Regions from separate parts of the Homo sapiens genome. Here region 2 is linked to region 1. A link is an interaction called in ENCODE POLR2A ChIA-PET data of the cell type or tissue named here. Cell type or tissue: HepG2. All regions are shown on one strand. Links, peaks and the distances in the headings refer to the core of each region. The heading gives the core; the rest is flanking DNA.

What was found. Peaks named below come from ENCODE experiments on the same cell type or tissue, not always from the same donor. Only the 100,000 strongest peaks of a DNase experiment are listed, where the experiment ranks them.
Region 2: POLR2A ChIA-PET joins it to region 1 with 13 read pairs; 5 of 35 experiments call an interaction of 5 or more read pairs at or near these places.

Annotation. Positions count from the first base shown.
Region 1 is chr20:50,448,468-50,463,440 of GRCh38, reverse strand. No RefSeq gene overlaps it. Among named protein-coding and RNA genes, the nearest start is that of PTPN1, 54 kb to the left of the region's middle. RefSeq lists a silencer at 2,419-2,538 and enhancers at 2,750-3,250, 5,200-5,728, 13,952-14,917. In HepG2, for the core only: a CTCF peak has its summit at 6,754 (motif pointing right); a DNase peak (open chromatin) is centred at 7,580; H3K4me3 peaks cover 1,255 bases.
Region 2 is chr20:50,361,535-50,376,507 of GRCh38, reverse strand. It overlaps LOC105372657 (a long non-coding RNA gene), which reads right to left. Exons shown (of 3, transcript XR_936837.3): 2 at 12,027-12,163; 3 at 7,642-9,073. Among named protein-coding and RNA genes, the nearest start is that of LINC01271, 48 kb to the right of the region's middle. RefSeq lists an enhancer at 2,471-2,971 and a silencer at 4,129-4,329. In HepG2, for the core only: a CTCF peak has its summit at 6,698; DNase peaks (open chromatin) are centred at 3,637, 6,707, 7,457, 9,767 and 2 weaker places; H3K4me3 peaks cover 1,663 bases.

The DNA.
Region 1 (14,973 bases), core at 4,022-12,021:
AAGTGGTGGTGCATGCCTGTGGTCCCAGCTACTTGGGAGGCTGAAGCTGGAGGATCACTTGAGCCTAGAAGATCAAGGCTGCAGGGTGCTATGATTATGCCACTGTACTCTAGCCTAGGTGACAAAGTGAGACCCTGTCTCTGTATTTTTTAAAAAGAACAGACCGGGCACAGTGGCTCACACCTGTAATCCTAGCACTTTGGGAAGCTGAAACAGAGGGATCGTTTGAGCCCAGGAGTTCAAAACCAGCTTGGGCAACTTAGTGAGACTTCGTCTTTACAAAAAAAAATTTAATTAAAAATAAAAAATCAGCCAGGCATGGTGGCAAGTGCCTATAGTCCCAGCCACTCAGGAGGCTAAGCTGGGAGGATCACTTAAGCCCAGGAGGCAGAGGTTTCAATGAGTGGTGATCGCATCACTGCACTCCAGCCTGGGTGATAGAGCAAGATCTTGTCTCAAAATAAATAATTGATTAGAGAAATAATAAAAAAAGAACAAAATAAAAGTCGCTTCTAATTCACATCAGCCACCCAGAGATAAGTGCTATTGACACGTTGGAGCATATCCTTCAAGGCATTTTTCTCTCTGTCATCTATCAATGCATTAAAAAGTTCCATTTTTAAAAACTAACAAGGGATTGTATTCATATGCAAAAATTCAAAAGATACCAAAAGATTTACAGTGGGTCTTCTCCCTCTAATCCTTAACCCCCATCCCCAGCTTTAAAACTCCAAGCTTCCCTCCCCAGAATCCATTCTGGTTATCATTTCTTGGGGATCATTACAGAGACATCCAGAACACAGATAAGCAAATATGTGCGTGGATTCCTGTACTCATTTCTCTAAATAGAAGCACACCACACACCCTGTTCTGCACTGGGATTTTGTTTTTTTCAACTTAGCAATGTACCTTGGCAGATCTTTCCAGATCAGCACTAGGAGAGCATTCTTTGCACATTCCATTGTCTGAATATAATAATTTATCTAACAAGTTTTCTGGTGATAGTCACGGAGGTATTTCCAGGGTTTTTCTGCAACAAACAATGCTGCAATTAGTATCCCTTTCACAGAAGTCTTTCCATGTATTCAGAGCTATTTCTGATGGATACATTCTTAGCAACTGAATCGCCCAGTCATAGGGCAGGTGCGTTTAAACATTTTGACGCTGGTTGTCTAAATGCTCTCTAAGGTTGTACCTACCAATCGTCATTTGCACCGGCAACCTCCGTGAGCTCTGGTTTCCCCACGTCCTAGCCAAGGCCAAGTATGATTGGACTTCTTGATCTTGGCCTTGCCGATAGGGGAAAAAGGTGTTCACCATAGTTCTAATCTACATATTCATTGTTTATATGTTAGATTGGACATTTAAAAAATACGTTCAAAGACTGTTTATATTTCTTTTCTGGTGGCAAAGCATTCAAATTGTTAGTCTATTTTTCTCTTGGATAATTGTCTTTTTGTTGATCTGCTAGGGATTTTTATATACTAAGAAAATGAGGTATTTGTTTCTCATACATGTTATGAAAGTACATATTTTTAAAATATAGATATATCAGGCCGGGTGCAGTGGCTCACACCTGTAATCCAAGTACTTTAGGAGGCCAAGGTTGGAGGATCACTTGAGTCCAGGAGTTTGAAACCAGTCTGGGCAACATGGTAAAACCCTGTCTCTACTAAATATGATGGCAGGTGCCTGTAGTCCCAACTACTTGGAAGGTTGAGGTGGGAGGATTGCTTGAGCTTAGGAGGTGGAGGCTGCAGTGAGTCGTGTTCACTCCAGGCTGGTTAACAACCAAGATTCTCTCTCTCTCTCTGCGCGCGCGCGCGCACACACACACACACACACACACACACACACACACACACACACACACAGATAGAGTGTTTGTATACAATGTTTCTGAGGCCTGTGGTCATTTGATAATATATTGTGCATCCTTTCCCATATCTGTATTTCTTTGCAGCAAAATTATTTGTTGATAGTCAGTGAAAAAAATCACTCTGAGTACACTGGAAATTCATCAAACACAAGTGGCTATGAATTGCTATGAACACAGCAATAACAAGTATCCGAGAGGAGGCTTGTGAAGCATCTCGTATGTTTCATCTGTTTATGCACTTAATTTAATCCTAAGCATCTCGTATGTTTCATCTGTTTATGCACTTAATTTAATCCTAAGCATCTCGTATGTTTCATCTGTTTATGCACTTAATTTAATCCTCCCAACGAAACTGTGACATAAATAACATCATCCCCATTCCAGATGAGGAAACTGAGGCCCAGGAGAGTCATGGGATGTGTCCAAGGCCTCCCAGATGGTCAGTGGAAGATCTGAGATTCAAACCTATGTCAATTTGTCTTTGAAACATTGGCTACCGCCTTCCATGACCTTAAATTCCCACATTCCCAACTAGTCTGGATTAAACACCCGGAAGGTACGTCCTCATCCTCCCCTCCCACCACCCTGGGCTGGGAAGAGTCATGTAGTTTAGGGCTGGGCCACCAGGAGGCGCTAGGGACAGACACATTTCTTGCCTGTTGTATGGGGCTGGGAGCAGGCTGGGGCCAGGCACCCTGGGACGGGGCACTACTTGGGGCCTGATGATCCTGAGGGCTGAGGTGGCTCAGGCCAGAGGGAATGGCTCCTGCCACGTCTAGAGGGAATCACCTCTGGCAGCCTTCAGGGACTCCTAGATATCTGGCCATAGCTCAGCCCCTCTGGGGACTTGGACTCCTGTAGATCCGGGTTCCTCAGCCTCAGCACGTAGTACACGGGGCGGAGTACACGGGGCAGCAGAATCTTTTGCTGATCTGTCCTGAGCCTTGCAGGCTGTTCACAGTCTCCCTGGCCTCTACCCATAAGATGTTGGTAGCCCCTCCCCACCCAAGTTGTGACAACCCCAGATGTCTCTAGACATTGCCAAATGTCCCCTGGGGGGCACAGTTGACCTTGGTTGAGAACCGCTGCTGTGGACGCTCAGGGTAGGCAGATCACACACATGACGGGAGCCAGCCCTGTGTAAGATAATAGCAGCTCACACCTAGAGAGCCCCACGGAGAGAAAATCATTGACACTCTATGAGGTGGGGACTGACACCACCTCTGCTTTACACATGAGGAAACTGAGGCCAGAAACGTTCAGTGACTTGCACGAGGCCACACAGCCGGTATGTAGCACAGCCGGGGGTTGAACCCAGGCCATCAGGCTCTAGCATCTGTGCCCCTAACCACTCAGGCAAGATGCATTGCTGGTCCATCGAATCCACAGGAGTGTTCTCCATGGCCACAAAGAAATACTTCTCTCCCAATTTCCTCTTTACCTAAGTTCATTTTCCACTTTTGACCAAGAGCCACCTGTAAGAGATTTTTCATTTTCCTTGTAATGGTACTGAGAAAAACACCAGCCCAAACTGCCATGATAAATGGCAGTGGACACAACCCCAATAGCAGGACTGCATTGTGGAGCAGTGGGGACCGTGAGCACTCAGAGGCTCAGCCCCGTCAGTCCTGGTATATTATTTCCTGGTATGGGTGCCGGCCCAATTTTGCAGGAGAAATCAGAAATCTAGATTTTTAATGTGAAATTTCCTAATTTTAAAATAATGACAATTCAAAAAATTAAAAACCCTGTGAAGATCAAACAAAATATGTCTGCAGCCCAATTTACCCTGATAACTGCCAGTTTGCAATCTTTCCAAAGGGCACATTCAATGTCCAGGAACAAACCCTGAAAGGTGAAACCCTCTTAGTGCCCTCTGCCTTTCATCATTATTTATTTAGTTAGTTCTTTTTGTATTCAGTCACCCATTTATTTTATGCATGCATTCCACCCACCCAGTCATCCACTAATTCATTAATTTGCCCATCTGTTCATTCATCCCTCCATCCATCATCCATCCTTCACCCACCCAACCATCCATCCATTCATCCATCCACCCATCTATCTGTTCATCCATCTCTCCAGCCATCATCTATCTCTCATCCATCCATCCATCCATCCTTCCTTCCATCCATCCATCCATCCTTCCATCCATCTGTTCATCCTTCCATCCATCCACCGACCCATCCATTCATCCACCCATCCATCCATTCATCCATCCCTCCATCCATCATCCATCTCTCACCCATCCATCCATCCTTCCATCCACCCACCCATCCATCCATTCATCCATCCCTCCACTCATTATCCATCTCTCACCCATCCATCCATCCATCCATCCTTCCATCCATCCATCCACCCATTTATCATCCACTCACCCATTCATCCATCCATCCATCCATCCATCCATCCTTCCTTCCATCCATCCATCCACCCATTTATCATCCACCCACCCATTCATCCATCCATTCTTCCAGCCTTCCATTTGTTAACATCTACTTTAGTGGAAATGGAAAAAAAGATGACAAATCACAGACATCACAGACAAGGATAAAACCAAATGGTGTTAAAATCTGCGTGTGTGTGTGTGTGTGTGTGTATCTCACTGTCACCCAGACTGGAGTGCAGTGGCACCATCATGACTCACAGCAGCTTCAACCTCCAGGGCTCAAGAGATCCTCCTGCTTTAGCCTCTTGAGTAGCTGGGAGTATAGGTGCATGCCACCATGCCCAGCTAATTTTTTAATTTTTGTAGAGATGAGCTATCACTATGTTGCCCAAGTTGGTCTTGAACTCCTGGACTCAAGCAATCCTCACGACTTGGCCTCCCAAAACTTTGGGATTATAGGCCTGAGCCACCACATCCAGCCCAAATGGTATTAAGTTCAGACTCTGTCATTGATCAACTGGGCAACCTTGGGCAAATTATTACACCTTTTGAGCCTCAGTTTCCCCGTCTGTGAAATGGGGCTAACAGTAGTACCTTACTGCTTGCAGGCAGGTCTTCAGGGTTAGGCAGGTGAGGCGAGGTAACATACGCGAGTAGGGGGCAGGTGGTGAGGCCCTTTTTTTTTTTTTTTTGAGGCAGAGTCTCGCTCTGTCGCCCAGGCTGGAGTGCAGTGCCACGATCTCGGCTCACTGCAAGCTCCGCCTCCTGGGTTCACGCCATTCTCCCTCAGCCTCCTGAGTAGCTGGGACTACAGGCGCCCGCCATCATGCCCGGCTAATTTTTTTGTATTTTTAGTAGAGACGGGGTTTCACCGTGTTAGCCAGGATGGTCTCATTCTCCTGACCTCATGATCCGTCTGTCTCGGCCTCCCAAAGTGCTGGGATTACAGGCGTGAGCCACCGCGCCCGGACAAGGCCCTTTCTTTACAGACGCTGCCGTGCGACACGTGTTACGCTGCAGGGAAACACAGGGCCGTGGCATTAGGCAGGGTTGCTAGCTCCATCTTGGGGTCTGGGGAGTGGGGGCATGTCTTGCCATGCCCAGAGTTGGGAGAGGAGTTGCTTTGTTATTAGTTGCCACAACTTCCCCTGGTCAAGCTGACACCCTACCCCCGCCCGGCACACGATGGTTTTCCTGCTCTTGCTTAACTTCTAAAGGGCAGCTCTTTCTCTGTCCACCCCGCCACACCCCACCTACCCCACCCCCTGCCCCAGTTTGTGGGAAAACTCTATGGAACAGAAAGGGCTTGCGGGTTCCTTCTCTAGATTCTTTGTTATTTTTTTTCCCATTTAAATTGAAACCATGCTTATTAAAGAAGAGTAGAAAAAAACACATCAAACAAGAAAGAAGAAAAATTATTTTTTTGTCCCATCCTTCTAACAAAACCACACTAAACGGTCTGTTTCTTTCTTTTCCCCAAGCCAGGGTATTGGACTGTGTGTGTGTGTGTGTGTGTGTGTGTGTGTGTGTGTGTGTGTGTGTTACATAGTTGTAAATCACTCTTTACTGTTGTGTTTTAAAAAAATTTTTCCGTTGCAGATGATCCTCGACTAACAATGGTTCATTTTAGGACTTTTCGTGTTTATTATGGTACGAAAGAGATAGGCATTTGATAGAAATCATACTTGGAATTTTGAACTTTAATCTTTTATCAGTTTAGCAATACAGAGTACAATAATTTTACATGAAATACTCAACACTTTATTATAAAATAGGCTTTGTGTTAGATGATTTTGCCCAACGTAGGTGAGTGTAAACGTTTCGAGCACCTTTAAGGGAGGCGAGGCGAAGCTATGATGATGTTCCGTAGGTTGGGTGCACTAAATGCACTTTTGACTTAATGATATTTTCAACTTGCAGTGGGTTTATCAGGCTGCAGCCCCATCCCAAGTCGAGGAGCATCTGAATTAACTAAGCCTTCCCCCCCATTGCTCATTTTCATGAGCATATTTGAAGGGCTGCACTGATTTAGCATGCAAATGTGAAGTGAGCACCTGCTGTGTTCTGTGGGAGAGAGAACAAGTGTAATGGCACAGCCAACATTTACTGAGTGCAAAGTTGGTGCCAGATGTCTTTCTAAGTACTTGTATTAAACTGCTTCTTCCTCACAACCACCCTGTGAGGTAGATGCCATCACTATGCCCTTTTTCCAGATGGCAAAACTGAGGCCCAAGGTTGCACAGCTAAGAGGCGGAGCTAGCATTTGAATCCAGCAGGGTCATCCACAGGGCTGGGTTCTGGCCATGCTGGGCTACCTTGGGCCACCCGCAAACAAGTAACCCCAGAGTGACTGAAGCAGGGATGAGGAATGTACAGGAGCATGTGATAGCCCCAAGACCATCCAGGGACATCAAGGAAGGCTTCCTGGACGAGAAGGTGACATCTCAGCTGAGAGCTGAGAGCTGAGTGGGAGGTGGGAGGTGAGGGCGCTGCCAGCAGAGGGAGCAGCCATGCAGGGACCCCAGGTAGACATGGGCACCAAGTGTTGCCAAGCTGGCACCACTGACCCTGCTGGTAGAGGTGGGCAGGGAAGATCACGCAGAGGCCATGGTCCCAGGAGCCCTGAGAAACCATGGCAGGCCCCAAAGCATTTTAAGCTGGGACGAGGCATGACTGGGGAGGCCTTCCCCCTCCAGGGTGAGCAGTGCCCCTGCTCTGCCCCCACAGCCTGGCCATTCTCCATTGTAGTCCCCTGCACCCTGGCCAGTTTTTGCCTATTTATCCTCTCTCTTCCCTCCTCAACTGAAGAAAGTTCTAGAGGGTGGGAATCCAAACTGATTTGTTCACTTCTGTGGCCTAGATCAGAGCGGGGCAGTTACAATCCCCGGCCTGAGACGACTGGACATCACTCGGTGACGCTGTGTGGAGATGGTGCCAGTTCTGTCTGCCACGGCCTTGGAGGCAGGGCCCCTCCTGTGACCCTCGGCTCCTTGGGGCTCCACGGGATGTGTCTTCAGGTTTGCCAGGACTTTGCTCCAACTTGCCCGTGGCGTCCTGTTTGGTTTAGGAGAGGCCCCGGCAAATACTGAGCCCATGTTGCGCCTCTTGGCACTGTTCTCAAAGGCCCAGAGAAGTGGGTCTGTGTGGGGCCAGCTTCCCACTTCCTTCCGGTTCCCAAACCCATCTGGAGCCCAACGCAATTCAGCTTCCTCCTCCAGCCACACCGCCTGCTCCCACAGCTGGAGACAGGAGAGACTTGGGGCTGTGGCCCCTCCCTTACTGGGGCTGAGGGCCCCGGGGTCACTGTTTACCCCTGGCCCCCACAGCCAAGCCTGCTATCTTATCAGCTCAAACACTTCAGAGTTCAGGCCAAGAAGCCAAAGTCAATTTTGAAAAAGTCTTTAAAAGGCCAAAACACAAACACCAGCAAGGGCGGGATGGGCCGAGGGGTGAAGATGAGGTTGGGGAGGGGTAAACTCTCGGGTTGCTTTACCAGATTCAAAAGGAATCAGTGATTTTCCTGGGCCCAAAGGTGCATCCAAGGACCATCACTGCAGCACTGCCTGCAGAAGCAAAAGACCAGAGCTGCCTGAGGTGTCCGTCAGTATTCTATGGTTTTTAAAAAGAATGACTGTAGTCGCAGCTAGTAGGGAGGCTGAAGTGGGAGGATTTCTTGAACCCGGGACTTAGAGGCTGCAGTGATCTAAGATCATGCCACTGCACTCCAGCCTGGGTAACAGAGCAAAACCCTGTCTCAAAAAAAAAAAAAAAAATGGCCAGACACGGTGGCTCACACCTGTAATCCCAGCATTTTGGGAGGCAGAGGTGGACAGATCACCTGAGGTCAGGAGTTTGAGACCAGCCTGGCCAACATGGTGAAACCCTGCCTCTACTAAAAGTACAAAAATTAGCTGGGCGTGGTGGTGCACGCCTGTAATGCCAGCTACTCAAGAGGCTGAGGTAGGAGAATCACTTGAACCTGGGAGGCAGAGGTTGCAATGAGCCGAGATCAGGCCACTGCACTCCACCCTGGGTGACAAGAGCAAATCTTCGTCTTAAAAGAAGAGAGAGAGAGAGAAGGAGAGAGAGAGACCAGTTACTCTCTGAGCTCTTGATGCGTACACCTTTCTGTGCAACTAAAACATACACATACAATGTGTGGTATGGAAACAGCTCCAAGATCAATTATAAAGAAGAAAAAAGAAAAAGCAAAGATATAAAGCAGTGTATTGAACTAGATCCTTTCTGTGTAAACGGGAAAGATGAAGATATAGCCCACATGCCTGTTTCTGCACAGAACAGTTCTGGAAGCGCTTACTAGGTACCTGGAAACACTAATCGGCTCTAGAGCAGTAGTCAGAGGGAGACAGACTTCTCTTTGTACACTCTGTACCTTTTGACCATCTTAAAACCATGTTGGCCAGGCGTGGGGGCTCACACCTGTAATCCCAACACTTTGGGAGGCCAAGGTGGGCAGATTACCTGAGGTCAGGAGTTTGAGACCAGCCTAACCAACATGGTGAAACCCCATCTCTACTAAAAATACAAACATTAGCAGGGCTCGGTGGTGTATGCCTATAATCCCAGCTACTAAGGAAGCTGAGGTAGGAGAATCTCTTGAACCTGGGAGACAGAGATTGCAGTGAGCCGAGATCATGCCACTGCACTCCAGCCTAGGTAACAGAGTAAGACTCCGTCTCAAAAAAAAAAAAAAAGAAAATCTCTATATATAGAAATAAACTACTAAGAATATTAGTGACTTTGTTCCAGCCAAATGGCCAATAACAAAAGGTGCAAATAGCAAAAGGTGGAGGTGGGGGGCGGGTGGTTGCAAGCGGTATAGTGACTTTCAGTGTAGATGAAATTATGGAAGACGCAGCTCACGAAGCATCTTGGGCCTATCTAGATTCTTCTCAGTAGAGTTAACCACATTCAAACAGAGCTTTCAAAGTTTCCTCATTCTTATAAACCTGGCTGTTTAAAACGTACTTTCGAAACTTCCCGAGAATTCCATAAAGTAGAATCAGATCGCTGTATAGATTGATTGGTTAATTGAACAAATACACATTGTTTTATGTGATGGAGGTGTAGCAATGAACAAGACAATCATGATTCCTCATGTCCTAGAGTCCATGGGTCTAGAGGGAGTGCCAAGCAGATAACAAGTAAAGAGCAACAACAATGCAAGAAACAAATATGACCATTTCAGAACCTAAGAGGCACTGGGAAGAAACTGAGGCCAGGGAATGGAACTGATGATGGCTGGTGTGGATAGTGGTCAGTGAGGGGCTCTCCTCTCTGAGAAGGTAACCTTTGAACTGAGACATGAAGGAGGAAAAGGAACCAACCACAAGAAAATCAGGGAAAGGGTAATTCCAGGCAGCAGGAATAGCTAGGGCAAAAGCCCTGAGGCCACATTGAGCTTTGCTGTGATAGGAACAAGAATGGTGGCCAGTGTGGTGTGGGCTTAGAGAGACAGCCAGAGAAGAACGGAAGAGCCAGATGGAGAGGCGAGCAGTGGCTGCTTCTGTGATCTTGTGGGCTTGGTACAGAGTCCAGATGAGGAAACTGAGGCTCAGAGAGGTTAAGTAACTTGCCCAAGGTCACACATTTAATGATGGCTGAACCAGGATTCAGACTTGGGTTCCCAACTTCATACCCAGTCCTCTCAACACTCACCTCTGCCCATATGTGGCAAAAGCATTAAACATGTATTTCCAGACAGGACAGCCTGCGCTCTAAGAACACTGTGTGTGTGTGTGTGTGTGTGTGTGTGTGTGTGTGTGTGTGTGTGCGCGCGCGCGCGCGCACGCATGCATCTGCGTGTGTTTGTATGTGTGTTTTAATTGCAAGGAAAAGTACACACATTATACATAAAGAGCTCAGTGAATTCTCGCCAAGTGGACACATTCGTGGAATGAGCACCCAGATGTACACAGGACATTCCAGAAGCCCCCTTGATGTCTCTCCTGGTAAATCCTCCCCACCACCACCCCCAAGGTTAATGGCTGTCCTGAATTCTAACCCCATAGATGACTTTTGCTGGTTTTGAACTTTCTATAAAGGGAAGCACACAGTGTGTGCTCTTCCCATCTGGCTTCTTTTGCTCAGCATCCTGACTGCACAGCTTGTAGAGTTCCAGTCGACTTTGACTGCCACTCAGCAAGAGCGCAGGTGGACTCCCAGAGCGCTTCCTTCCCATGAAGGCCAGGAGAAAGCCACTTGCCCAAAAGCAGTTCAAAGTACGTTGTTACGTGAAAAAGTCAGGTACAAAACCATCTGCATAGCTCAATCCCATTTTTGGAAGGGATAAAAAAGGTCTCTTTTTATGCAGAATCAAAAATGATCCTGAAAAATATGTTAAATTTCCTCTCAACCGTGGTGCATTATAAACACTTAGCAAATCCAAATAGCCCCTGGATGGAGAGGGGTCATCTTGTGTTTGGGGCCATGTTGAACAAAAAATAGGACCTGCCAGCTACACTCACTTGCCATATGAAAATTGTCATTCTCAGCCGGGCTTGGTGGCTCACGCCTGTAAATCCCAGCACTTTGGGAGGCTGAGGCGGGCAGGTAACTTGAGGCCAGGAGTTTGAGATCTGCCTGGCCAACATGGTGAAACCCCATCTCTACTAAAAATACAAAAATTAGCCAGGCGTGATGGTGCTCACTTGTAATCCCAGCTACTCTGGAGGCTGAGGCAGGAGAATCACTCAAACTCGGGAGGCAGAGGTTTCAGTAAACCAAGATTGCACCACTGCACTGCAGCCTGGCCAACAGAGCAAGACTCTCTCAAAAAAAAAAAAAAAGAAAAAGAAAAGAAACGAAAAAATAAAGATTGTCACTCTCCCCATCACCCTTTTTGGCCCACTGATGCCCAGTGAAATTGCGTGAGTTAAATGCCTGGTAGATACAATTCTACAAGATTCAAGTGTTATGTGGAGGTTTTTCCTGCGTAGTGGGGATGGCAGGTGGATTTTTTGTGTTTCTTATCTATTTATTCTAACCTTTCTTCCTTCCTTCCTTCCTTCCTTCCTTCCTTCCTTCCTTCCTTCCTTTCCTTCCTTCCTTCCTTCCTTCCTTCCTTCCTTCCTTCCTTCTTTCTTTTTCTTTCTTTCTTTCTTTCTTTCTCTTTCTTTCTTTGAGAGATAGGCTCTCACTCTGTCGGCCAGACTGGAGTGTAATGCCGCAATCTTGGCTCACTGCAACCTCCGCCTCCCAGACTCAAGCCATCCTCTCACCTCAGCCTCCCAAGTAGCTAGGACTACAGGCACATGCCACCGTGCCCGGCTAATTTTTGTATTTGTTTTGTAGAGATGGGGTTTCACCACGATGCTCAGGCTGGTTTCAAACTCTGGGATTCAAATGATCTGCCCACCTTGGCCTCCCAAGGTGCTGGGATTACAGCTGAGGGTCACCACGCCCAGCCTTACTCTAACTAGCAAAAAATAAGAACAAGAATTCATATATACTAAATAAGAACTGCAGCAGCAGCAGCAGCAATAAACTGGCAAAACAAAAAGAAAGCATTTCTGTCTCCGTTTATGTGCTTCCAGAAGGTCAGCTAGAGAAAGGGCACGTCACCCCGATGCACTGAGTCGATTGCACAAGAAAGGGAGTGCCGACTCCTCCACATCCAGGGGATCATCCAGCCTATATGTGGTTTAAGGGGCAGCCTCAAAGCCAGAAGGACTCGGGTTCAAACCCGAGCATTGCCCCTTACCAGCTGTGGCTCGGTTACTCCTCCTGCATAACAAACCCACCCCAGAACACAGCGGTGTAAAGCAGCCATTCTACTCGCCTGGAATGATATCTCTCAGATCCTGTGGTCAGGAATGCAGACAGGGCACAGCAGGACAGCTTGTCTCTGCTCCACAGTGTCTGGGGCCTCGGCTGGGACAGCCTGAAGGCTGAGGGCGACTTGGTGGCTGGGGTGCTGGCCTCGGTCGGAGAGTCTTCACTTGCGTGTCTGGCAGCTGCTACCGCAGCTGGGCCATCAGAAAGACACCTGTGTGTGACTTCTTCGTGTGGTCTCTTCACTTGGGCTGGTTTGGGTTTCCTCACAACATGGTGGGAAGGGGGAGTGACTGCTAATGGGTGTGAGGTTCCTTTCGGGGGCAATGCAAGTGTTCTAAAATTAGGTAGTGGTGATGATTGCACAACTCTGTGAATACACCAAAACCCACTGGATTGTGTACTTTAAAAGGGTGAGTTTTATGGTATGTGAATTATATCTCAATAAAGCTGGGGGGGTTTTTTTTTACAAAAAAAAAGAAGCAGAAACAGATCATGAGGATGAGAGATGATGCTGTAAGCATCTTAAGACAACACGATGCGCAGCTGGGTGCACTCCCTGTAATTCCAGCATTTTGGGAGGCCGAGGCAGGAAGATGGCTTGAGCCCAGGAGGCTGCAGTGAGCTATGATCTTGCCACTGGACTCCAGCCTGGGCAACAGAGCAAGAAAAAAAAAAAAAAAAAAACAGAAAACACAATTTGCCACACTGTGTGAGGCACTATCTTTCTATGCCTCAGTTTCTTCTTCTGTAAAATGGGACTATTTAATAATCAAATGAACTCATAGGGTCTTTCAGGGTGAAGAAAGGTAATTCTGAGCCTAGTAGCTGGCACATAGTGAGTGCTCAGGAAATGTTATTATTTCAAACAATAAAATGCCATAAGGCAGCAGTGTGTAGAGTTAATTAAAACAACAGGTTTTAGAGCCAACCCACAAATTTGAATCTAGCTTTCTCAGTGGTTAGTTACTTAACCACTCTAGATCTGTTTCATTATCTGTAAAATGGAGTTAACATAGTACCTGCCTCATACACTGTGACAATCAAATGAGTTAATAGCACGAAGGGCTTGGAACGGTGCCTATGTGCAATACAGCACAGTACACAGTAGGTACTACATAGTTGCTGACTGTTATTGCTTCTGGCATTTCCCTGGCTTCCTGGCGCTGCTTAGGTGGTGTGGATCCATTGGAAGCGTTTGTGTAATAGTAATAACAACAATGATGCTAACAGCTGGCCCTTATCCACTGTCACAGGATGAGGAGGGGATGCTGGGCACCCCCTCATACCAGCCACCAGGGAATTCCACACAGGAGCTGGGCTGGCTGCAGAGGGCTGAGTGGTAGACCCCAGGGGAAGGTGAGGCATTCAGCCGGAGGGGACTGGATTCCCAGAGGAGCAGAGGAGCAGAGGATCCTGGGGCCACTGAGGGGCTCACAGGGCTGCGGGGAAGGGAGCTATAGGCTGGAGCAGAGAGCAGGAAAGATGGGCAGAGGCCAGACAGCCAAGAAGCTTGCAGCCTGGACTGTGCCCTGAGATTCTTGGATGCTCTTTCGTTTTCTTACTGAAAATACTGGAAAAAACAGCCTTGTCCCATCTTAGGACAAACGTGTTTCTCTCTTCCTTCTTGGCCTCTGCGGGGGTGACTCTCTTCCAGCTATCCTCTCATTCCCTCCTAAGGTTCATAGCAACACCTAACACGGACAGCTTCGAAGATCCCTGAATGGTGCTAAAGGCTTTTTGCCGTAGGCTTCCCAGATTCTCACAACAGCCCTACAGAGGTTATGTAGAGAGACCCATTTTATAGAAGAGGATACTGGGGATGGAGGGAGGAGCCATTTGCACAGGTCATACACTAATGAGTGGCAGAAACAAAATCAATCTCTGACGCCTTCTCTCATTCTTTCTACAAGTCCCACTGATGGACTACTCTGCTCCAGGCATAGTTAGACTCGGGGATACAGCAGTGAACGAGAGAAATCATTGCTGGCCAGGCGCGGTGGCTCATGCCTGTAATCTCAGCACTTTGGGAGGGTTAGGTGGGCAGATCGCTTGAGGCCAGGAGTTCGAGACCAGCCGGGCCAACATGGTGAAACCCCATGTCTACTAAAAAAAAAAAAAATTGCCAGGTGTGGTGGCTTACACCTGTAATCCCAGTTACTCAGGAGGCTAAAGCACTTGAACCCAGGAGGTGGAGGTTGCAGTGAGCCAAGATTGTGCCACTTCACTCCAGCCTGGGCAACAGAGTGAGACTCTGTTTAAAAAAAAAAAAGAGACATCACTGGTTCCCTCCTCAAGCTGATGCCCTACGGCAGGAGATAGACAACTCAACAACAAGAAAAAACGTCTCCTGTATATTGAGGCCAGGAAGTTCACTGTAGTGACCAACCCAGCAGAGCAAGGGAGGAGAATGTCAGGAATGTGGGCTGTTTCAGCAGCTTTAGCCCTGAGAAGGGAGGGAGGAAGCCTTGGGAATATCTGGGGGCGGCGTGTGCAGGGCAGAGGGAACAGCAAGTGCAAAGGCCCTGAGGTTGGATCATGCAAGCACAATGTGGCTGGAGGAGAGTGAGTGAGGGGAGTTTCTCCTAAGTGCCAAAAGGAGTTGGGAAACAGGCCAGGCATGTTGGCTCAGGCCTGTAATCCCAGCACTTTGGGAGGCCAAGGCCAGAGGATCACCTGAGGTCAGGAGTTTGAGATCAGCCTGGCCAATATGGTGAAACCCCGCCTCTATTAAAAATACAAAAATTAGCCAGGTATGGTGGTGCACACCTGTAGTCCCAGCTTCTTGGGAGGCTGAGGCAGAAAAATCGCTTGAACTTGGGAAGGGGAGTTTGCAGTGAGCCAAGATTGCACCATTGCACTCCAGCCTGGGCATCACAGTAAGACTCCGTCTCAAAAAAGAAAAAAAAGA
Region 2 (14,973 bases), core at 2,987-10,986, 86 kb after region 1:
GTTCTGTTTTGTTTCTGTGAGCCTCCAATATCCACGGCCCTGCACACCTCTTATCTCTAAGAATCTCCATGAATCCTGGCAACCACCTCACAAGCAGGGGCGCCACTATTAGCCCCATTTAACAGATGAGGAAACTGAGGCTTAAATGACCCACTCAGGGGCAGCCAGCAAGGACGAGGCAGAGCCAGAGTCAGGTTTGGACCTGGGTCTGAGGGCTCTTTCTACAGTGCCAGCTCATCTGCCTTATGTGGCAGAGACCTTTGATGGACCAGAGGTAGGGAAAAGTCACCCCAAACTTAGCTCTGGGTCTCTGCTGGCCTCAAAAGAGGGGGCTAAGGGGGCACTTGGTGCCATAGAACAGTCAGAGAAATAAGAACAAATTTATGATGATGACAACGACAAACTTTTTTGTTGCTTTTTAAAATAATTGGGGGCCGGGCACGGTGGCTCACGCCTGTAATCCCAGCAATTTGGGAGGCAGAAGCCAGAGGATCACTTGAGCCCAGGAGTTTGAGACCACCCTGGGCAACATAGTGAGACCCCATCTCTACAAAAAGTAGAAAAATTAGCTGGGCATGGTGATGTACGTCTGTGTTTCCAGCTACTCAGGAGGCTGAGGTGGGACGATCGCCTGAACCTGGGAAGGTCAAGGCTGCAGTGAGCTGTAATTGTGCCACTCCACTCCAGCCTGGGCGACACAGTGAGACTTTGTCTCAAAAAATAAAATTAAATAAAAATAAAAATTTTTAAAAGTGGGATATGATGAACATGCAATCAATGCACAGGTCTTACGGGTTTAGTCTGATGAATTCCAATGAATCAAACACCCAAAACAACATTCAAAACATTTCTAAAACGAAGTTCCCTATATCCCTTTCCAAACTCCCCATCCCTGGCCCAGCCGAGGGAGCCACTGATCTGCTTGCTGTCACCAAAGTTTAGTTGTGTTTCATCTAGAGTTTCAAAAACCAGGAGCGTTCTTTTTGGTCTCAACACAATGCCTGCAAGATGTATTGCATTGTTGCAAATATCACGCACTTGTTCCTTTTTGTGACTGAGTAGCGTTCCACTGCAGGAGGACATCTGGGTTTCCAGCTGTCATGAACATTTGTGCACACTGAGCACCCACTTGAGGCCTGTCACAGTTACAATCCAGTGTCCTCTGCAGGCACTGTGCATGTTGATCCTCACCACTGGTAGATATGGTTCCCACTTTGGGGTCAAAGGAAGTGTGAGTGCAGGGAAGTTGGGTGAGAAACCCAAAAACACATAGCTCACAGCAGCCAAGGCAAGATGTGAACCTTGAGCAAGGGACAGATGTGGACCCAAAGACATGGCAGGTGGCCCCAGGCCCTGGGGGCACACGTTTGGTGGAAAGTGAGCTGGAGCGCCTATTGAGTTTCTGGTCCTGTTCTAAGCACTTTGCATGGACCAACTCATTCAGTCCTCCCAATAACCTGTATTATCCCATTTCACAGCAGCAGAAACTGAGGCACAAATAAACATGAGTCACATCTCCAGGATCACACACCTAGTGAGGATAGAGCCAAATTGGACCCAGGTGGTCTGGCATCACAGTGCTTCCCTTAACCACATGGCTGTGCTGCCTCACTGGCCCCCCTTCTAATTTGCCCCCTAGTGGGGCAGGCTCAGGTCCTGTCTGCCTGGAGGCATTTCCACTCACGGTTGTCTCCCTTCCCAACTGGGAGCCCCTCAAGTCTGATCAGTTCAAGATCCAAGGGCCTGGTGCTGGGAGAGCAGGGAGGAGGCAGCAGGGTAGAAAGCCAAGAACAAGACTCTAGATTCAGCCTTGGATCCTGGCTGCGCTGTTTTCAGGCTATGTGACCTTGGACCAGTCACTTAACCTCTCTGAACCTCCACTCCCTGTAAAATTAAAGCTGATGGCAATAATAACGACCTCATGAGGATTGAGTGAGCTGGGTGTGGAAGTAACGGAGCTGACATTTACCTGCACTTTGCTACCTGCCCATGAACTCTCAGTCCTCAACCCAGGCTCACAGCAACCTTGCAAAGCAGATGCTGTTTAATCTCCACCTTACAGACAAAGAAACTGAGTCTCTAAATACTATCTCCAAGCTAAAAGCCTCTAACCATACATTTCCTGCCTTGAACTCAGTCTTGAATATCCAGCTACGACTCAATATGCCTAACAGGCATCTCGGACATCCCAGGTAAGAAACCAAACGCCTCCTCCAGCAGGATCCTACCTCTCCTGCATCGTCTTTGCCTCTGAAAGTGGCACCTCTCTCCTTCCAGGGGCTCAGGCCAAACACCTGAGTGTCCTCATTGACTCTTCTCTTTCTCTAGCCTCTGCCCCACCACCTCCCATCCACAGCCTGCATCCAGGATCCTACCACCCTCCAAGGTCCGCAGCCCCGCCCTGGCATGAGTGTGTGTGCTTGGATTGTTGCCATGGCTTCCGAACTACCTCCCCCATTCCATCATTGTCTTGCTACCCAAAGGAAGTCGGATCACATCTCTCCTCTGCTCAACACCCTCCTCTGGCTCCCATGTCACCCACAGTCAAAGACAAGGTCCTGGCAGTGTCCCTAAATCCCGTGTGGTAGTACACCCCCACTCTGCCTTTCTGGCATCTTCCTTCCAGCCACACTGGCCTCCTCCCTGCTCCTGGAACACATCAGTCACACGGCAGCCTCAGGACCTTTGTACTTGCTGTTCTCTCTTCCTGAGACTCTGTGCCCTGAGAGAACCACAAGCCTCCCTCTCTCACCTCCTCCAGGTCTTCCCCCCATTTTATTTTTTCTTTGTCTTTTTTCTTTCTTTTTTTGAGACACCAGGCTGGAGTGCAGTAGCATGATCTTGGCTTACTGCAATCTCCGCCTCCTGGGTTCAAGCAATTCTCCTGCCTCAGCCTCCCGAGTAGCTGGGATTACAGGCATTCACCACCACGCCCAGCTAATTTTTGTATTTTTAGTAGAGACAGGGTTTCGCCATGTTGGCTAGGATGGTCTCAAACTCCTGACCTCAGGTGATCTGACTTCCTTGGCCTCCCAAAGTGCTGGGACTACAGGTGTGAGCCACCACACCCAGCCCTTTCCTCCATTTTCAAAGTATCTCAGGGCGTCCTAGACCACCTGCTTACATGAACAAGACCTCTGCACCAGCACTCCTCGCCCCTTCTCTCTGTGACATCATCACCAATTGACACTCGGAATTTTAAAATTTATTAACATTATCATTATTGTTAGTTTTGAACGTCTCTACCTAATGGGTTCCACAGGGCAGGATTGTTTCGGGGTGTTCGTTGTGGCATCCTCAGCACCCCCTGCCCGGTTCAGAGTGCTTGCATAATAAACGTTTGCCAAATGCATAAATGGGGATCAGGAAGGGGTGACTCCCCCCAGATCACCAGGTTAGAACATGAGAGCTGGGCTTGGAACCCAGGGCTGTGCACTCAAGCTTCCAGTGACAGGTTCCATGCCACAGAGATGGCAGCTGTTGCTGTCACGATTTTTAGGGTGATATTCCCATCGTTCCCCACCCACAGGGGAGAGCTAGGGGGCAAAAGAGAGAGGTTGGGCTGGCTATGGCCTCCAGCCAGTAAGAGGTGACTCACCCATCCCGTGATGACAGGTGGCATTCCTCCCCTTCCCTGGGAGGGTGAGGGGGGTACTTTGGCCTGAGATAAAGGGAGCATCCTCCTTCTGGGAAGAGGACAAACAGGTGGGAGAGACAGCCAGGTCACTGCCTGGAGGCTAGCATGTCTAGGCTAGAGGGTCACCAATTATGATAGGGGCAGCCCGGGTTGGGCTGGTTGGACTGACCCCTGAGCCTCCCTGGAGTGAGAGACTCAGGCGCTAGTCCTCTTACCAGGAAAATGGAGCTTTTCCTAAGAAAACAGCATTCCAACCTCTCCTTCAGCAGGTCACAGGGAAACCCCTCGATGTCCCTCCATCTTCCCCTTGGCATTTTTGCCTGGGTTGAGAGGGACCTGAGCCAATCAACAAACACTTTTTGAAAGAAACAGCAAGAGTCCCACAGACTCTAGCCAGACAGGCTTTATTTGATGTATTGATTTATTTTAGAAAAGTCTTAACTATGTAAATGACACTTGAATACAGTTCTGTTGCAGAAGACTCAACCGTCCTCCTCCCCAGTGAGTTTGCTGCCTCTGAAATTGCACTTGGCTGCAAGTAAAAAATAACAAACACCAGGGTTTCACCCAATGGGAGTTCACTTCTCTTGTGTAAAAAGAAGTCTAGAGGTGAGCAAGTCTGGGCTTGTAGGCTTGTTCAGGGACATCACCAATGACCAGCTTCCTGGTCTCCCATGTTGGTATGTGACTTTCAAACTCCTGGCTCAAGAGGGTTGCTTCTCAGCAAGGCAAGAGGGCAGGGAAGGGACAAAGTGTGTGCGCTCTGGGTCTCATGGCTACTACATTGCACCCGCGTGGTTTCAGGGGAGGCTGGGGAGGTCTTATTTCACTTGGGCACATTGCCGCCCCATTCAAAAGTGGGGAGAAGGGGTGATGAATGATGGCAAGCGCTAGCGGCCTGGGCCCTGGATTTCTTTTGTGCCACCTGATTCGAAACAGATTGCAAATGTGGTTTTGCAGCCCGCTTTTTTTGTTCCGCCTAACTATGTGTGTAGAGATTTGCCTTATCATTTTGATCTGCTACATAGTATTCCATGGCATGAATGCACCATGGTTTATTTACCTAATTCCACGTTCATTGATTTCATTGATATTTAGTTTTCCAGCCTAAACTTCACTATTATAAACAATACCACAGTGAGCATCCGCACACAGCTCTCTGAGCGCATGTGTATTTCTGCACAACTGGGATTGCTAGACAAATGATGCAAAGTGCTACCACACCACCGCCAGGGCTTTGCCAGTTTGCACTCCCTCCATCCACAAAGGAGAGGATGAGAGGGCCTACTTCCCCCACACTCACCAGCCTAGCTGTCTTTTTTTTTTTTTTGAGACGGAGTCTTGCTCTGTCGCCCAGGCTGGAGTGCAATGGCGCGATCTCGGCTCACTGCAAGCTCCGCCTCCCAGGTTCACGCCATCCTCCTGCCTCAGCCTCCTGAGTAGCTGGGACTACAGGCGCCCGCCACCACGCCCGGCTAATTTTTGTATTTTTAGTAGAGACGGGGTTTCACCATGTTAGCCAGGATGGTCTCAATCTCCTGACCTCATGATCCGCCTGCCTCGGCCTCCCAAAGTGCTGGGATTACAGGTGTGAGCCACCGCGCCTGGCCCCATCTGTCATTTAAAAAAATTTTTTCCCATTGTGATTATTTTTGTTGTAATTTTTTTTTTAGCTATAGCTCACTGCAGCCTCAAACTCCTGGGCTCAAGCGATCCTCCTGCCTCAGCCTCCTGAGAAGCTGGGACTACAGACTCACGCCACCACACCTAGCTAATTTTTAAATTTTTGTAGAGATGGGGTCTCACTATGTTGCCCAGGCTGCTCCCAAACTCCTGGCTTCAAGTGATTCTCCTAACTCAGCATCCCAAAGAGCTGGGATTACAGACATGAGGCAACCCCCCAGCTTTTTGTTATAATTTGAATTTCCCTTATTAGTATTAAGGTGGAGCCCCTTGTCATTTACATATAGGCTCTTTGTATTTTCTGATCTGTTCTTTGCCTTTTTAAATTATGTGGCCATTGTTTTGTACTTAGTTGGTTCCTTTCTTTTCCAATTATGTTAGTTCTTTTCTATTTTTTCTATTTTACAAAAAATGCATTGATTATGCCTTAATAAATGGAGTACATAATTTGTGTTCAGTAAACTACATTCCTTCAAAGCAGAGTTTCTCAACCTAGCACTACTGACATTTTGGGTCAGATAATTCTTTGCTGTGGCGGCTGTCCTGGGCACTGTAGGATGTTGAGCGGCATCTCTGGCCTCTACCCACGAGATGCCAGTAGCATTGCTTACCCCCATGATGACCAAATGTCTCTGCACTTTGCTGAATGTCTCCTGGGGGTAAAACCATGCTTGGTTGAGAACCTCTGATTTCAACTGTACAGTTTGATGAGCTTTGATCGATGTGTACAACCAAGAATCCACCCCCTCCTCCAAGATCTTTGCATTTCGTTATAAATATCCCCCCCCGTCTGAGACTTGGCCCTTCCTATTGGCGTAACCTCGGTCGAGTCACTTCATTTCTCTGAGTCTCAGTTTCCTCCACTGTGAAATGGAGATAATGATTCCAACCAGGCAATGATGTCGTGGGCCTCAGAGTGAACAACGCATGCGCTGGCATGTCATACGAGTGCAGTGAGTGCTAATTCTCTTGTCTTTCCTCACTGTGTGTGTATGTAGGTAGTCCATAGATATTACCTGAACACCTACTAGGTGCCAGGCCCTGGGCTAGGCTCTGGATACAGTGGAAAACAAGACAGAAAATGTCCATGTCTCTACTGGGGGAGACAGCGAGCAAAGAAGCCAACAAATGAATGAACAAGAGCAGGATTCCCCTACGACCCCACACAGACCCATGCTGGGAAGCAACAAGATGCACAATGTGGTGGAGAGGCACCGGGGTGGGCGGTGGTCTTTGGAGACAGTGAGGAGGTGCCGTCTAAGCTGAGAGCAGGAGAAGCTAGAGCAGCACGGAAGGGAGGTCTGGCCAGAGGGAATAGCAAGTACGGCAGCTGTTGAGGCTGGAACTTGGACCTTGAGAGCTACCATAAGGCCTTTCCCACGGCAGCCGACAGGGGAGGGGAACCCCAGCTCAGGCCTCTCGGGAGAGCAGGGAAGGGCAGGTGCTCAGGGCTGGGCCCAAGGCCAGATAATGTTGGGGAGTGGCCAAGAGTGCAGCAGGGCCAGGGCCAGGTGGGCTGAGGGCCTGGGACCTGCCTTACCTGTAGGCCCTTGTGGCGCCTCCTGTTCTGACTGTGGACTCTGCTCTGTTTCTGCAGCTTCCCCACCGGGTGGGGCCTTGCAGCCCCCAACTGGGTGCTTTTGGGGACACTGCCAGGCCAGACAAGTGTTGCTGCCCCCCAGGCACCGGGACCAAGCCCAGGGTTCTTATGTGTAATCAGCACCCAGAAAATGTGTGTGGAACTCAACTGGTGCCTGCCTCAGTTTCTCCACCTTGTATTTCCGGCCTCTGCAATTCACTCTGATTTGCCATATGTCACAACCAGCACTCTGTGAGTTGCAGGGGATGCTGCAATGACCACCATATATGGTCCCTGTCCTTAGGGAGCTCACAGTCTGGCTGGGCAGAGATAAGTCCATGACTGGCACTGTGGGGGTGAGTGTGGCAGGACCATCAGTGTCCACCAACATCCATCAGCTTTTTTCTCATACTGAGAGAATTTTGGAGCATTAGTGGGAAACATGCTAACATAATCGGCAGATAGTGATTCTATTTCCCGGCCTCCTTTGCAGTTAGGCATGGTCATATGACTGAGCTCCAGCCAATGGGATTGAGTAGAAGTGATAGCACTGCTTCTGAGTCATGCCCTTAAGAGGAATGACCCTTTCTCTCTCCCCACTGCCTGGAACGTAGATGTGACGGAGAAGCTATAGCAGCTGTTTTGGACTTGACTGGAAGCTATGGACTGAGGATGACAACAGCTAGATAGAAGGAACCCAGATTTCCAGAATGAGCTTACAGAACTAAACCTTCCCCAAAAGAGGCAAATTTTAAAGCCTTGGCAATGAGAATGAAGATTTTTTGAGACAAAGTTTCCGGGAGAAACATAGCATATAGGCAAATCCAGGGATAGGAGAGAACATGCAGACTTTGAGACACCTAAAGGAGTAGAGGGTGGCTGGACCGTAAAGGACAATGGGGCAGGTGAGATGGGGCTGGAGAGGTGGCAGAATCCACTTTGAGGAGCCTGAAAGAGCCAGGTTAAGCCCTTTAGACTTTGTCCTGTGGGTAAAGGGGAGCCATGGAAGGCTTATGGCAGGAGAGGGAGTGATTAGATTTGCTTCTTAGAGTGATCTCCCTGGCCACAGGGCAGGGGATGAATTTATTCATTTATGGGATTCAGGAATAAAATTGAGGCCCTACTATGTGTCAGGCACTGAAGGTTATCAGTGAACAAAACAGACCCAATTCCCACCCTCATGGAGCTGCAACCTGGTGGGGTGAGACATGAGTGAAATAATCACACAGGTAAATAAGAAGTATGATCAGGGCAATGGAGAGATGTATGTCAGGATGTGAGGTTTGTAATGAGGGATTCAACTTGGGGGGATCAGAAGAGCTTTCCTGAGCAAGGTGACAGGGAAACAGGAGCGGGAAGAGTTCCGTTCAGAGGGAACAGCATAGGCTGTTGATGCCCACACAGCAGCAGGGAGAGCGGGGGCTTGGTTGGTGTCCAGGTGGAAGATGATGGCAGAGCTGGAGAGACGTGGGCACAGATGGGGAAGGAAAGCAGGGACTCCTGAGGACCAGCCAGCTTCTGGCTTGAGCAAGGTGGGTACCAACAGAGGAGGCCAGTGGGGAGGAAATATGATGAGTTCAAATATAGTGTGTTGGATTTGAGGTTCCCATAAGCCAATCAAGTGGAGATGCTGAGTGGGGCTTTGCATACAGGGGTCTGGCACCCAGAGGGACTCCCTGGCCAATCGCGGTTGTGATCCTCCCACCTGGAGCACTGTGTGGACTCCCAGTCTTGAGCTTGCCAAATGCCAGCCTTTGGGGGCACCTCATGAGCACCAGGAGTTGTGCTTATGGTAGACACAGCACGGGTTGCCCACCCATGACTCCTTCGCTGACGGGATTCAGTTTTGTTGGTTGTGCATCTACTCAGGAGCTCAGGGACGGTGGCTATTCCTCGCCCCGGCTTCAGAGTGAGTTATAGGTCCAAGCCAACTGCAGTCATTCTCATTCCTCCATCAGTGACTGGTTTGGAATTATAGATGTAACGCCATCTTGGCCAATAAGAAGTCTGCAGATCTGCAGGGGGGAAATTTGGGAACAATTTTCTCCATCATGAAAGGAGACACAGGGGAAAAAATGCCCTCCTCCTCTTTGCTTGATTTTATCATGTCCCAGTGTGATGCCTGGAGCCACAGCAGCTGTCTTGAAACCATGAGGAGACATGTCCATAAATTGCTGAGAATGGCATAGCAGGAAGAAGAAAAGAATGTGAATCACTGGTTACATCTTTATGCCTCCAAATGAAACAACCCTGTTAAATAAAATTATAAGTCCTCTAGCTTTTTTTTCCCTCCTTTAGTCAAGTGTTCTGCTCCTTGCGGCTGAAAACATTCTGACTGAGAAAGTGTTCTTATGCACTATCTCACTTAATCCTCTCGTAAACCTCTGAGGTTGATATTACTATTATAGCCATTTTACAATAAAGAAACGGAGGCTTTTGGCAGTAAACGACTTTTCCAAGGTCACAAGGACAGTGAGTTACAGAGCTGGGATTGGAGTCAAGGCTCAAGGGTTGATCTGAGAGTGCAACTGAGCTATACCACAATTTCCTTTTAAAAGTCTTTCCCCTAACACGTTTTTAGTAGGGAACCATAACCCTGTTCTTATTTTTCTCTGGAAAACTGTGATTATGGTTGGTGGGAAATTTAGAGTGGGCTGCGTTTCTTTGTACACAGTTAATGGCTTTGATTATATGTTTCTGGCTTCTTTATTCTGAGAAAGGCTGCCATTGGCTGTGCAATATAATCAAATCATTTCTTATGTAAACAGCCATCTGGCACAGAGCCAGGGCAGTTCCATCAGCAGGAAGGTGAAAATGAAACTGTGTTGCCAGCCCCGGAAAGCAATCTGCTATTCAGCAGGAAAAGATCAAGGGTTAATGACATGGAGTTGGGCAAAGGCTGTTGCTGTGGCTCTGAGCATTATCAGGAGGCGGGGAACAAAGAATGGTTGTTAAATGGGTTTGTTACAAAAGTTATTTCCTAATGTAATTCATGCAATGCTTGCCAAACACCAGGCATATCCTTAGAAAGCAGAAGGGAACAAAAGGAAGGAAGGAAGGAAGGAAGGAAGGGAGGGAGGGAGGGGAAGGAGGGAGGGAGGGAGACTTTTATAGTCAATTATAAGACTCTTAGAAAGAATTACTATCCTTAATATACAAAGAGTTCTTGCAAAACAATAAGAAGAGGTAAACACCGTATTAAAAACCCACTATTCTGGCAGGCGAGGCAGCTCATGCCTATAATCCCAGCACTTTGGGAGGCCGAGGTGGAAGGATTGCTTGAGCCCAGGAGTTTAAGACCAGCCTGGGTAACACAGAAAGATCTCATCTCTACAAAAAATAAGGAAAATTAGACAGGTGTGGTGGCATATGCCTGTAGTCCCAGCTACTTGGGAGGCTGATGTAGGAGCTGAGATGGTGCCACTGCACTCCAGCCTGGGAGACAAAGGGAGACACTGCCTCAGAAAAAAAGAAAAAAAAGTATGAAGACAAGTTCCACCCCACCAGTTATCAATGATAAGCTACAATGATATGTCATTTTCTGCCTATCAGATTAGAAAAGACAAAAAAGATTGGCAACTCTCAGTGTTGCAGAGTATGGGATAATGGGGATTCTCATACTGTCCCGAACGGACTCTACAAGGGTCTCTGGGAGCAGAATGGCAACAAGCACCATGCTGTTCACTGGGCAGAAATTTTAAAGCAACCTGGAAATTTAACTTGGGGGCATTTATTCTAATAGGCCAAGTAGTCTCTACGGGGAAGGTCGTTCATTGCAGCATTGTTTATAATAGTGAAAAATTGGGGGAAAAAATTCTGAAATGCCAAACTACAGAAGATTCATTAAGCAAACAATAGTCCTCATATAATGAAATGCTGTATTAAAAATTTATGAAATTGCATTAAATAAATATAAAACATTGTGTTAAGCTGTATTAAAAATACTCATTAAAATGGCAATATAGAGGGCCGGGTGTGGTGGCTCACACTTGTAATCCCAGCACTTTGGAAGGCCAAGGCGGGTGGATCACAAGGGCAGGAGTTTGAGACCAGCCTGACGAACATGGCAAAACCCCATCTCTACTAAAAATTCAAAAATTAGCCGGGCGTGGTGACGGGCGCCTGTAATCCCAGCTACTCGGGAGGCTGAGGCAGGAGAATGGCTTGAACCTGGGAGGCGGAGGCTGCAGTGAGCCGAGATCATGCCACTACACTCCAGCCTGGGTACCAGAGCGAGACTCTGTCTCAAAAAACAAACAAACAAAAACAGCAATACAGAGAGACAGCCATGACATTGTAGAGAAAAGCATTTTCATGTGCATAATCTCATTTGTATTAAGTTGTGTGTGCAATGGGCATATATTAAAAAGAGTATTCTAAATGATGTTTGCCAAAATGTCGGCAGTGTTTATTTCTGGACAGTAGGATTTGGGGTAATTTTTACATTCCTTTAAATCAGGGTTTCTCAACCTTGACACTATTGACATTTTGGGTCAGATAATTTTCATTGCGGGGGACTGTCCTGGGCGCTGTGGGATGTCTAGTGGCATCCCTGGCCTCTCCCCACTAGATGCCAGGAGCTAACCCCTACCCCCTATCCTAACAACCAAAAATGTATCCAGATATTGCCACATGTCTCCTGGGGGACAAAACCACCCTTGGTTGAGAACTACTATTTTAAATGCTTTTCTGCATTATTTAAATATTTTAACAACAAGCATGTATTGTTATCATAATCGGAAAAACAAACACATTTTTAAAAAAATTCAGTAAAGTCATCTGTGGCTCTGTGAACTGACTTTGGATTTGGTCAGCAAAATTCAGTCAGAGAGTACAGAAATCTGTTATCTTCTTATGTTTGACAGAAGGTTCTGGTGAAATATCTGGACGTTTAGCAAAGTTTTCCCTGGGTTGGTTTTTGCTCAAAAAACAGCTTCTTTTTTTGCTATGGGTTTGAATATAATTAAACTCCTCGAGTGGATGCTTTGACGGTCTTGCCCACTTTCTCTTCTCTTGGTAACTACTCGTATTTTGAGGGGATTGCCACACTTCTCTCGTGTGGTCCCCCTTTTTGGGGAGCTGATCGCCTTCCTGACACCAAATCTAAGCTAATTTTCCAAATCTCACCTTCGGCTGCAGCCGCTGGTTCGAGGGCGGACATGTAACTAGGTTAGTTTGAGTCTAGAGAAGAATCAATGTCAGGGGCCTCTGGAGTGCATTCCAAGTAGCCACTCGAAGAGATCTTCATCTGGACAGAACGAGACCTGGAACAGTCATGCTTGTTTCAACGCCGTGAAGAAAACCAGCCAGAGGAAACAAACAAACAAACAAACAAACAAAAACAACACACGGAAGCAGAACTGGGTAAATCGCAGAGGAAAAGAGTTGAAGCTCTGATCAAACCAACCCTGAAGCTCACCCTTCTACTAGGCTTTTCATTAATACAAGCCAGTAAGTGCCTTTTATGCTTTAAATCAGTGTGAGCTGAGTTTCTATTCCTTGCAGCCCAAAGCTAACTTGTACAACCTCCTTCGATAAGAGGAACCTCTCCCAGAGTCCTGCATTCGTGTCATTTTAGCAAATATGTATTGGACACTTACTGGACACCAGGCCCACTGTCTGATCCCAGGGGGACGAAGATGATGAAGACACAATCCTGGCCTTTGAGGAACGTGCTGCCTGGTTGGGGAAGATGAGGGTATGGGATATGTGCCATGATGGCAGGGACACAGAGATACAGTCGGCTTGGGGTTGCAGAGAAGAAATCCTTGACTGAGCCCATCTGAAGGGAGAGTAGGGGAGGGAGAAGGGCGTCTGCCAGCCTGGATGCTTGAGAGATTGCTCTAGGGCAGGGCAGGTACCATGTGCAGAAAGGAAAGAGCTGCGAGATGGGGAGCATGACCCCAGAGGCCTCCGGGGTACCCCACATAAAGGGGGCTCAGGCAGGGCTGGGTCCCCCGAGAGAACCCCTGCAGCTTCAGAGCATGAGCCCCCCTCCACCTGCCCCTGCTTGGTGCAGTCCAGCTGCTGGCAGAGAAGGTGGGGGTTGGGGAGGGACCCCTTGTCAAAGCCCAGCTTTTTCATTCCAAGGATGGAAAAACCAAGATATCAGCAAAGATGGCACTTTATCACCAATATTCTTTCAACAGCATTCATTCCACACAAGCTCCTACGGCAGAGGGCAAAAGTCAACCCAGGCTTAGGGATTGGTGGGAGACAGATAATCACCTATAACCCTGAAAAATATAAAGCTTTGATCATGCTCTAGGGGTTTCTAACAGACGTTCCAGGGAAGTCAGGGAAGGCTTCTTGGAGGAAGAAGCACTTAAGCCAAGAGCTAAAGGGAAAGGAGTTCCCTTGGCAAAACCGGGAGGGAAGGGGTTTCAGATGGAGGGAACAGCCCGCGCAAAGGCCCTGTGGCAGAAAGGAACACATATGAGCAAGGGCTTTGCATTCACATCCTGCTTTTCATGGGTCCTGACCACAAGCCTGTAAGGTAGGTCTTCTTATCACCGTTTTAGAAATGAAGACATTGAGACTTAGAGAAGCAGTGACCTCCCCAGAGACACACAGCCAGGAAGCAGCAGAAATGGGAATTGAACCTGCATTCTTCATCATACCCTGGTATGTCCCTGGTGGGGGTCAACCAGCAGCTTTCTGACTGCTGGGATACTTCTCTTTGAGAACACAACAGTTCTTTTTTTTTTTTATTATTGTACTTTAAGTTTTAGGGTACATGTGCACAACGTGCAGGTTAGTTACATATGTATACATGTGCCATGTTGGTGTGCTGCACCCAGTAACTCATCATTTAACATTAGGTATACCTCCAAATGCTATCCCTCCCCACTCCCCCCACCTCACAACAGGCCTGATGTGTGATGTTCCCCTTCCTGTGTCCATGTGTTCTCACTGTTCAATTCCCACCTATGAGTGAGAACATGCGGTGTTTGGTTTTTTGTCCTTGCGATAGTTTGCTGAGAATGATGGTTTCCAGCTTCATCCATGTCCCTAGAAATACCGTTTGACCCAGCAATCCCATTACTGGGTATATACCCAAAGGATTATAAATCATGCTGCTATAAAGACACATGCACACGTATGTTTATTGCGGCACTATTCACAATAGCGAAGACTTGGAACCAACCCAAATGTCCAACAATGATAGACTGGATTAAGAAAATGTGGCACATATACACCATGGAATACTATGCAGCCATAAAAAATGATGAGTTCGTGTCCATTGTAGAGAACACAACAGTTCTAAAAGTGTGGTCCGAAGATCCCTAGGGGTCCCCAAGACCCATTAAGGGGTTCGTAGGATTATTTGCCCTGTTTACTCTCATTCTCACATGAGTGTAAAGAGTTTGAAAAGTTCATTGATAGATGTTTAGATTCCACATTGCATCTGAATTTAAGACATTACCACTGATTAGTTTTTGTGTAGCATTAAAGACTATTCATGGCTGGGTGTAGTGGCTCATGCGTGTAATCCCAGCACTCTGGGAGGCCGAGGCAGGCAAATCACCTGAGGTCGGGAGTTAGAGACCAGCCTGGCCAACATGGTGAAACTCCATTTCTACTAAAAATACCAAAATTAGCCGGGCATGGCAGCAGATGTCTGTAATCCCAGCTACTCGGGAGGCTGAGGCAGGAGAATCACTTGAACCCAGGAGCCGGAGGCTGCAGTGAGCCTAGATTACGCCACTGCACTCCAGCCTGGGCGACAGAGTGAGACTCCGTCTCAATATACATGTATTTCACAATGTGACAATATCCTCCCTTTTTCCAACGATGTGCCTTTGGAAGCCAGGTTTTCTCAGGTACTTCATCCTAAACAAAGTCTCACAGCAGATCCACTGCAGAAGCAAGTGTGAGGACCCGCTGTCCCCCAGAGGCCAGCTGTTACAGAGAGATGCAGAAATATCCACAATCCAACAAATGCCACTTTTCTCATTAAATTTGTCCATTTTAAAATGCATAGGTATTTATTATAAAAAATGTTATGTTCATGTAATGGATTTATTATTACATTTGAGTGAATAAATAAATATGTTATACATTTCTTAGTTTT